Linked DNA regions of Homo sapiens: region 2 is linked to region 1. Evidence: chromatin loops called from intact Hi-C (ENCODE). Cell type or tissue: A673. All regions are shown on one strand. Links, peaks and the distances in the headings refer to the core of each region. The heading gives the core; the rest is flanking DNA. Region 1 overlaps PAN3 (poly(A) specific ribonuclease subunit PAN3). Region 2 overlaps FLT3 (fms related receptor tyrosine kinase 3).

What was found. Peaks named below come from ENCODE experiments on the same cell type or tissue, not always from the same donor. Only the 100,000 strongest peaks of a DNase experiment are listed, where the experiment ranks them.
Region 2: a loop joins it to region 1, with 2.4 times the contacts of the local background. A loop is called at or near these places in 1 of 110 quality-filtered maps.

Annotation. Positions count from the first base shown.
Region 1 is chr13:28,272,300-28,276,695 of GRCh38, forward strand. All of the region lies in intron 14 of PAN3 (poly(A) specific ribonuclease subunit PAN3), which reads left to right. Among named protein-coding and RNA genes, the nearest start is that of PAN3-AS1, 140 kb to the left of the region's middle. In A673, for the core only: a CTCF peak has its summit at 1,836 (motif pointing left); no DNase peak of the experiment used is centred there.
Region 2 is chr13:28,008,133-28,012,528 of GRCh38, forward strand. The region is part of intron 23 of FLT3 (fms related receptor tyrosine kinase 3); the gene reads right to left. Among named protein-coding and RNA genes, the nearest start is that of URAD, 22 kb to the left of the region's middle. In A673, for the core only: no CTCF peak of the experiment used is centred there; DNase peaks (open chromatin) are centred at 2,139 and 3,429.

The sequences.
Region 1 (4,396 bases), core at 301-4,300:
TTGCTCTGTCACCTGGGCTAGAGTGCAGTGGTGCTGTCAGCTCACTGCAGCTTTTGAACTGGGCCCAAGCAATCGTCTCGCCTCAGCCTCCCATGTAGCTGGGACTACAGATGTGCACTACTGTGTCTGGCTAAAATTTTTTTTATTTTTATTTTTTGTAGAGATAGAGGCTCACGATGTTGCCCAGGCTGTATTTCTTAACCATTATGATGTACTTAGTGTAGAGCCCTTGTGGGTTGGAATAAAGAGAATTCATGACAATGTCAGAGACTCTTTTTTTTTTTTTTGAGGCAGAGTTTCACTCTTGTTGCCCAGACTGGAGTGCAATGGCGCGATCTCAACTCACCACAACCTCTGCCTCCCAGGTTCAAGCGATTCTCCTGCCTCAGCCTCCCGAGTAGCTGGGATTACAGGCATGCACCACCATGCCTGGCTGATTTTGTATTTTTAGTAAAGACAGGGTTTCTCCATGTTGGTCAGGCTGGTCTTGAACTCCTGACCTCAGGTGATCCGCCTGCCTCGGCCTCCCAAAGTGCTGGGATTACAGGCATGAGCCACTGTGCCCGGCCTCCTGATAACGTCAGAGACTCTTAACTGTTCAAAATGAAAATGTATTTATGTGATTTAGGAAACGTGTCCTAAGCATAGATAGATTAAAACAAGACTAATCAGATGAATGGATTATATTAAATGACACCCTTCTTTTTCACTCCTTTAATTACACCTATTATTTTTACTTTTAGAACACTTGTCTGACTACCAGTCATGAAATTTTAGAAATGTTTTCATAGGTTTGTTATTGGATTGCCATTTTCTAAGTAATTTTTTTATTTAGTCAGAACATACCACTCACTTCTTATACTTTATTAGTATTTGATTATTGTCTGACTTCATTTTATTAGTGTTGATTTAGGCCTCGTGATGCTTCTTAGCTATTTTGCTGTTTCTTATTTCCTGATTTAAATGATAAAGTATCGAAGAATAAGAACGTATCTTCAAGCATTAAGAACAGTTGCTTTAGGCCAGGTGTGGTGGCTCACACCTGTAATCCCAGCACTTTGAGAGGCTGAGGTGGGCAGATCACTTGAGCTCAGGAGCTGGAGACCAGCCTGGCCAACATGGTGAAACCCCACCTCTCCTAAAAATACAAAGATTAGCCAGGTGTGGTGGCACACACCTGTAGTCCAGCTACTCAGGAGGCTAAGGCAGGAGAATCGCTTGAACCTGGGAGGCGGAGGTTGCAGTGAGCTGAGATCGCACCACTGCACTCCTGCCTGGGTAACAGAGCTAGACTCCATCTCAAAAAAAAAAAAGAGAATAGTTGTTTTTGCCTTGATTACTCTGCAAGTAACAAAACTAAAGTAAATAGGTCATTCAGTTTGTATTGGAATGCTTCACATTAGGATAGGCAGCTATGATTTTAAGACAATTTTAGTTCTTTGTGTATAAGAAGTTTTTGGGTTTTTTGAACATTTATTAACTTACAAAGGTTTGCTCTAAGGCAGAATTTCTTAATTACATGGAGAAACACCTTATTCTTCTCTTTTCAACTTATTTTGTTTAAAGTTTTGGAAGAAGATTTTAGTTCACTGATAGAATTTCAGAACAAAAAGAGAACAAAAAGGATAAAATGAGAAGTAGAGTCTAATCAGTGTTTAGTATTTCAGTTCATGCATAAATCTGTTTTGCTCGTAAACCACAGAGAATACAGTCCCAAAGACTTGCAGGCACTCATTGCATTCAGTTGTTTGCAGACGTTTCACACCCTTCTTTCCCTCTGCTTGTGCCCACCTAACCTCAGCAGCAGCCAAGCTGTTCTGGTTGATAGCAACATCTAGTGGGCAACACAGGGAGGAATATGATTAGTTCTGTTTTTCCCCCAGCAGCATCATTCTGTTCTTCTGCCTGAGGGCATTTGCCCCCTCTTTCTTATCTGGAGACATTGTTTCTTAGCTACTTTCATTCTTATCTTCTCTCTTATACTTAGTGCCTAGGTAGTTGGCTCCGATTAATTTTTCTTTATGACCTTTATGCTTCCAAAAGTGACAGATTATTGACTGTTAAAATATTAGTGAATATATACACTTGGATATACATCCAAGCAGATAATATTAAATTTTTGAAGGAAAATTACACATTTTTAGAGCCAGTACCATCATCTTCTAATGTAAGTATCTAGAAACCCGTGTCTGCATTAAAAAAAAAAAAAACTGCACACGCTCCTCATTCTTTTCTCAGTAGGGTTCCTTTTCAAGTATGTTATGAGTCGTGTAGTTACCTTGAAAAACAAAACTTTTCATAAGAAAAAAATCCCTGAGTTCAGACAACCAACTTTAAGCATTTAGGGCACCTTATTAATATTTGTAAGTCAGGATATGCCTTCATTCATAAAATCAGGCAACCTTCAATTAATTATCACCTGTTTATTTTTTTCAGCATTAAAGGATATATATCAGGCTTTCTTTTTTTGGGTATATATGTGTAGCTGATTTTTTATATTGCTTATTATAGTAAGGTATAGGAAAGAATTAAAGATAGTCCCAAAGGGGGAGTGTGATTTTACAGAGAAGAGGATACATGAGGAGTGCATTGTTTCTTGTAGTCTATTTTTCATAGTTTGTTTCAGACACGTGAATAGAGACTGACTTTGAGTAAAATGGACATAAGTAGAGCCATAGATAGAATCAGAAAAAGAAATCAAGAAGTCAAGAATCAGGAAGAAACTGAAAATCAGTTGGGGGGCAAATCTCCTGAATTCAACAAATGGGGGGAAACCAGATGGAGGTAAGAAGCAAAATAACAAATGGAAAATTATTTAGCTGAGAAATAAGGAAAGGAGAGTTACTGGGTTTTACGGTGTGAAACTCTCTTAAGATTTTATTAACTTCTTTTGTTTAAAAAAACAACTCTAATTTAATCTGGACTGTGTCATACATGTACTTTATTTCAAAAAGTGGATGTTCTTACCTTGAGTCCGCTTTAGAGAGGTGATGGGATGTACTAAAAATCAGATGTTATTTTTTAAACCCATCTGGTTCTTCAGCTCTCTTGGACCATTTTGGTTTTCTGTCTCATAATAGAGAATAATGGAATATTCTGGGAGGGAGGCTTAATACAGCATCAGTTCAGGGTGGAACCAAACTGAAAATTCTGCTGCTTGAAGAGTTGGAAGACTGTGTGTTGGTACCTGCTGCTCAAACACGTGATAAATAACAACAATCTTTGGTATGCTTTGCTGGATACTTTGGATTGAATCGCCCATAGAAATTTATAGTTGGCATTTATATGCACTGATTTCTTTTGGCTGAGATTTCTGTAATTTCATGAATATAACTTGGAATGTTTTACTTGATCTAAAGTGTGATTGAGAGGAATTCTTTTTGGAGTTCATCACAGTGTCCTCCAGCAAACAGAAATGATGGCAACAGTAATAGTTCTCCTTCCCATGCCAGCTTCCCTCCTGCCATTCTGGGCTCCTGACTCTATCACCAGTGAAGTTTTAAAAGTTTTCTGGGATGAATCTTTGAATCTTTTCTAATAGATTCAAAGTAGTTTGTCTACCTAATCAGTCTGTCTCCTTATCTCATGTTCAGTGTCAGATTCACAAATGCTAGTTTTGGATAAATTTTTTAGTATGAACTTTTAAATGTTATTTTAGTAATGGAGTTTAACGTCTTTTTACTCATTATTTGGGTAGGCTGTTGTTAAGTATAACCATATAATGCTAGAATTTCACTAATGATTGCCTTAAAGTTACAAATATTCCAACAAACCAGTGGTTCTCAATCCTGGCTGCATATTACCATCATTTGTGGAAGCTTAGAAAAATACCAATACCTAGATTTTTATCCCAGACTAATTATACCAAAATTGGGACGAGGGGATGGCTACTGCTGATTTTGGTTTTGTTTTTAAGCTTCTCAAGTGATGGTAATATACAGCTATGCTTGAAAATTCCTTATAATAAACGAATGTTCAGTAAATGAACGTGTGTCTAATAATTTAGATGAGTTCTCAGATTTTAAAGATCTGCAAATGTCTGTTGTAGAAATTGCTTCAGGTGGTTTCATGTTAACTCTGAAGTACTCCATTCTTGAAGGCATGTGGTTGTTAATAGCTTCCTACCAATCAGGGCCACTTGGGATGACCATACTGTTTCCTGGAGTTATAATAGGTGATAAAGGACTTAATTCAGCCAGCTGTCTTTTGAAAATCCTTTTAGAAGGAAAGCCTCAGAATGGTAAATCTTGAGTGGGAGAGGTTTTAGGAAAGCAGGTGGTGGTTCCAGAGCTCAAAGATCTGTTAGAGTGTGAGGAAAAATAGTCTATTTGGAAACAAAGATAGATGGGATGTCATTCATTGAGGTTTGCAGCATTTTTGATGTTCTAGAGAATTT
Region 2 (4,396 bases), core at 235-4,234, 260 kb before region 1:
CCAGCAGTTTGAGACTAGCCTGCACAACATAGCAAGATCCCCATCTCTGCAAAAGAGAATTTTTAAAAAGTACTCAGGAAGCTGAGGTGGGAGGATCGCTTGATTCCAGGAATTTGAGGCTGCAATGAGCAAGAACCTGTCTCAAAAAAAAAAAAAAAAAAAAAAGGAAAAAAAGGTTAGCTATTGATTTTCATTTTTCTTTGTTTTCTAATAAATGAATTTAGAATTATGAATTTGGGTAACTCTCACAGGTTTTAATAGGCAATATCCATTTTTGCTCCTTCTCCCTCTTTCCCCTTCTTCTTCTTAAGCAAAGACTTGCTTAAGAGGCATGATTTTTATTTTATTTATTTATTTTTTGAGACAGAGTTTCGTTCTGTTTGCACTCCCAGGCTGGAGTGCAATGGTGCAGTCTAGGCTCACTGCAACCTCCGCCTCCCGGTTTCAAGCACTTCTCGTGCCTCAGCCTCCCAAGTAGCTGGGATTTTAGCTACCTGCCACCACACCCAGCTAATTTTGTCTTTTTAGTAGAGACGGGGTTTCACCAGGTTGGCCAGGCTGGTCTCGAACTCCTGACCTCAGGTGATCCACTCGCCTCAGACTCCCAAAGTGCTAGGATTACAGGCGTGAGCTACCACGCCTGGCTGATTTTTAATTTTGGTATATAAATTTGGGGGCTTTTTTGGTTGGGTGATTTTTTTATTACATTGTATTGAGATTAGTGAATGTGGCATTCACTAACAATGCATGTTAACAACTTTATTTATTCTGAGATTCTCTTTCCTAAGTAGGCTTACTGATTGTTGCCATTTTGTGTTTTATTTTTGTATTTTCAATTTTTATTTATTTATTTTATTCTTTAGAGATGGGATCTCTCTCCTTTGCCCATATTGGAGTGCAGCAGCCCAGTTATAGCTCACTGCAGCCTCGACTTCCTGGGCTCAGGGAATCCTCCCAGCTCAGCCTCCTGAGTAGCTAGAACTACAAGCTTGCACCACCACACCCAGCTAATTTTGTGTTTTCTATTTCCATGAACTCTCTTTATTTTTCTCTTCCCCCATTTTGTTGGACTGATTATGTTTTCTATGGTCATTTTCTTCCCCTGTACTGAAACAGAAGTTATGTGTTACGTTTCTATCTCACCCATATCGTTCTTACATTTTTAACACCCACATTTAATCTTATGTTGATTTCACCATGTGGCTGCTCCTGCTTCAGAACTTCTGCAGTGTCCCAGGACTTCTTGCTGCCTTTGTGTTACCCTTGTCCTTGTTTTTCCCAGGCATCCTCTGTGGTGGGTTTTCCCTCTGCAGTGCAATTTTAACTGCTTTCATTGTCTCAGGGATTTTCCACAGTTTCTGGTCCACAAAAAGATCTCTTTCTTACTGTCAAAGCCAATTATGGCCTCACTTTTATTTTAGTTTAGTTTAGTTCTGTTCTGTTGAGACAGAGTCTTGCTCTGTCACCCAGGTTAGAGTACAGTGGCATGATCGTGGCTTACTGCAGCCATGACCGCTCCCCAGACTCAAGCGATCCTCCCACCTCAGCCTCCCTAGCAGCTGGGACCACAGGAATGCACCACCACGCCTGGCTAATTTTCAAATTTTTTTGTAGAGATAGGGTTTTACCATGTTGCCCAGACTGGCCTTGAACTCCTGAGCTCAATCTATGTTTGTGCCTCAGCCTCCCAGAGTGCTGGGATTATCAGTGTCAGCCACCACGCTTGGCCTCCCTTCTCTTAAAACAAAACAAACTTATTTCCTATAATTTATGGGGCTGAGTAGGAGAGGGGAGGTGATGTTAGTTCAGACCCCTTTTCTGAAACAGGGGACAAGTATGTGCCCCCTTTTATCAGCCCACAGCCCCTGCCTAGTGTGCTCCCTCAGCGTGCCCATCCTTGCTGCTGCCGCCCCTCTCAACTGATGTCCTGACATCTCATCTTCTGCCTCGCTTTTCCAAACTTCCTTTTATGCTCTCTTTTTCTTTCTCATTCCAGAAATGTTTGCTGAGCGCCTTCCACGTGCTAAGCATCATGCTAGCAGCGGGGTCTATAATGATGAACCAAACAGATGTGGTCTCCAACTTGCTTTCATGCTGACTTCATTCATTTACTTAATATCACATGGCAAGCACTACCCCATGGGGTGTAAAGATGAACAGGAAACAGTATTTACCCTTGCTAATGAAGTCTAGTGACGACAGAGAGAGACCCATAATATAAAGTCATCCTACACTAGGATTTGAGTCTCACATGGAGTTACAGCTGAAAGTGTTAATGAGAATTCAGAAGCAGCAGCCTGAAATCTGACTAGGGAAATTGGGGGAGGCTTTGCAGAGCACAGAATATTTGATCTGGTTCTTAAAGATTGAAGCATGTTTGTCCATCCTAAAAATCTTCATCGGTTCACCACTGTCTAAATGCCTAGACAGGTAATCATGTAATCAGTGATCTCCCTGATCTAATCCCATTGGTGTTGAGGTTAGACATAAAAGCCTTAACCTATGTTTTCTCCATGCATTTCCCACTCTTTCTCTCTGGTTCTCTGAGGGCCCTTTTCCTTCCCTAGTCCTTGATGCAGAAACAAAGATTCTGGCCGGGCATGGTGGCTCATGCCTGTAATCCCCCCACCTTGGGAGGCCGAGGCAGGCGAATCGCTTGACCTCAGGAGTTTGAGACTAGCCTGGCCAACATGGTAAAACCCCGTCTCTACTAAAGATGCATTAGCCAGGCGTGGTGGCAGATGCCTGTAATCCCAGCTACTCAAGAGGCTGAGGCACGATAATTGCTTGAACCCAGGAGGTGAAGGTTGCAGTGAGCGGAGATCACGCCACTGCACTCCAGCCTGGGTGACGGAGTGAGACTCTGTCTAAAAAAAATAAATTAAAAAGAAAAATAGGGCCAGGTGGGGTGGCTCACGCCTGTAATCTCAGCACTTTGGAAGGCTGAGGTGGGCGGATCATGAGGTCAGGAGTTTGAGACCAGCCCGGACAATATGGTGAAACTCCGTCTCTGCTAAAAACACAAAAATTAGCTGGGCGTGGTGGCGCGTGCCTGTAGTCCCAGCTACTCAGGAGGCTGAGGCATAAGAATTGCTTGAACCCAGGAGGCAGAGGTTGCAGTGAGCTGAGATCATGCCACTGCACTCCAGCCTGGGTGACAGAGTGAGACTCTGTCTCAAAAAAAAAGAAAAGAGGAGAGGAGAGGGGAGGGGAGGGGAGGGGAGGGGAGGAGAGAAGATTCTACAAAACCTTTCACAGATATAACAGGGAAGATCACCCTGGGGAAGGTGACAAGGCCAGTTTTCCAACCAAGGGACTAGATAGGATTCTGCAGAGTGGGCAGGGCTGCCTGCGTGGCTGTGTGGGTTGTGCCTTGCACCAAACAAAAGTGCCCAGCAGAGCGGGCAAGATGGCTGAGACCCACGCCAAGCTCTCCTCCTTCAGACTGGCTTAGACTGAGGCAGGCTGCATGAGCCCTAAGTAAGGGGTTCCTCTGGACTCCTCCCACCCGGGGAGGGGGGCATTTCCTTCCTTCCTTCCTTCCTTCCCTCCTCCTTCCTTCCTTTCTTTCTCTTTTTCTCTTTCTTTCTTTCTCTCTTTCTTCTTTCTTTTTTTTCTCTCTTTCTCTTTCTTTCCTTCCTTCTTTCTCTCTTTCTTTCTCTTTTTCTTTCTTTTTCTTTTTTGAGATAGAGTCTCACTGTGTCACCCAGGCTGGAGTGCAGTGGTGCCATCTCGGCTCACTGCAACATCCACCTCCCAGGTTCAAGCGATTCTTCTGCCTCAGCCTCCCGAGTAGCTGGGATTACAGGCATGCGCCACCACGCCTGGCTAATTTTTTTTTAGTAGAGATGGGATTTTGCCATGTTGGCCTGGCTGGTCTGGAACTCATGACCTCAAGTGATCCGCCCACCTCAGCCTCCCAAAGTGCTGGGATTACATGTGTGACCCACTGCAATGGGCCATGGGGGCCTGTTTTCTAACCTGCTTAAAGGAGCTACCATTTTCTCTGGGTGCTTCTGACACTGGTCACAGAGGGTCAGGGAACAGAGTGGAAGGAACTGGGAGAAAAAGTTTGTGAACCGTCTGTCCCTAAGCATGGATTCTCTCAGCTGATTAATCATGCATGGATATGTTGCCATTCAACGGTTCCTGATACCTGACAGGCCCCCTGAACACAGGAAAGGGGATCTGGACATCCTGTGAGTATGGGGACAGGAAAGGAGAAGCTCAAACCAAGACCCAAGTGGTCCTGAAGCCTCCATCCTGGCGACACGAGCTTTGCACTTTTTTTTCCCTCTCTACTCCCCCATTCTCCCTGTATATTAGGCACAGCCATCTACTTGCCACTCTACTTTTTCAACTTTGGACTTTTATTTATATGATTCATTCATCCTGG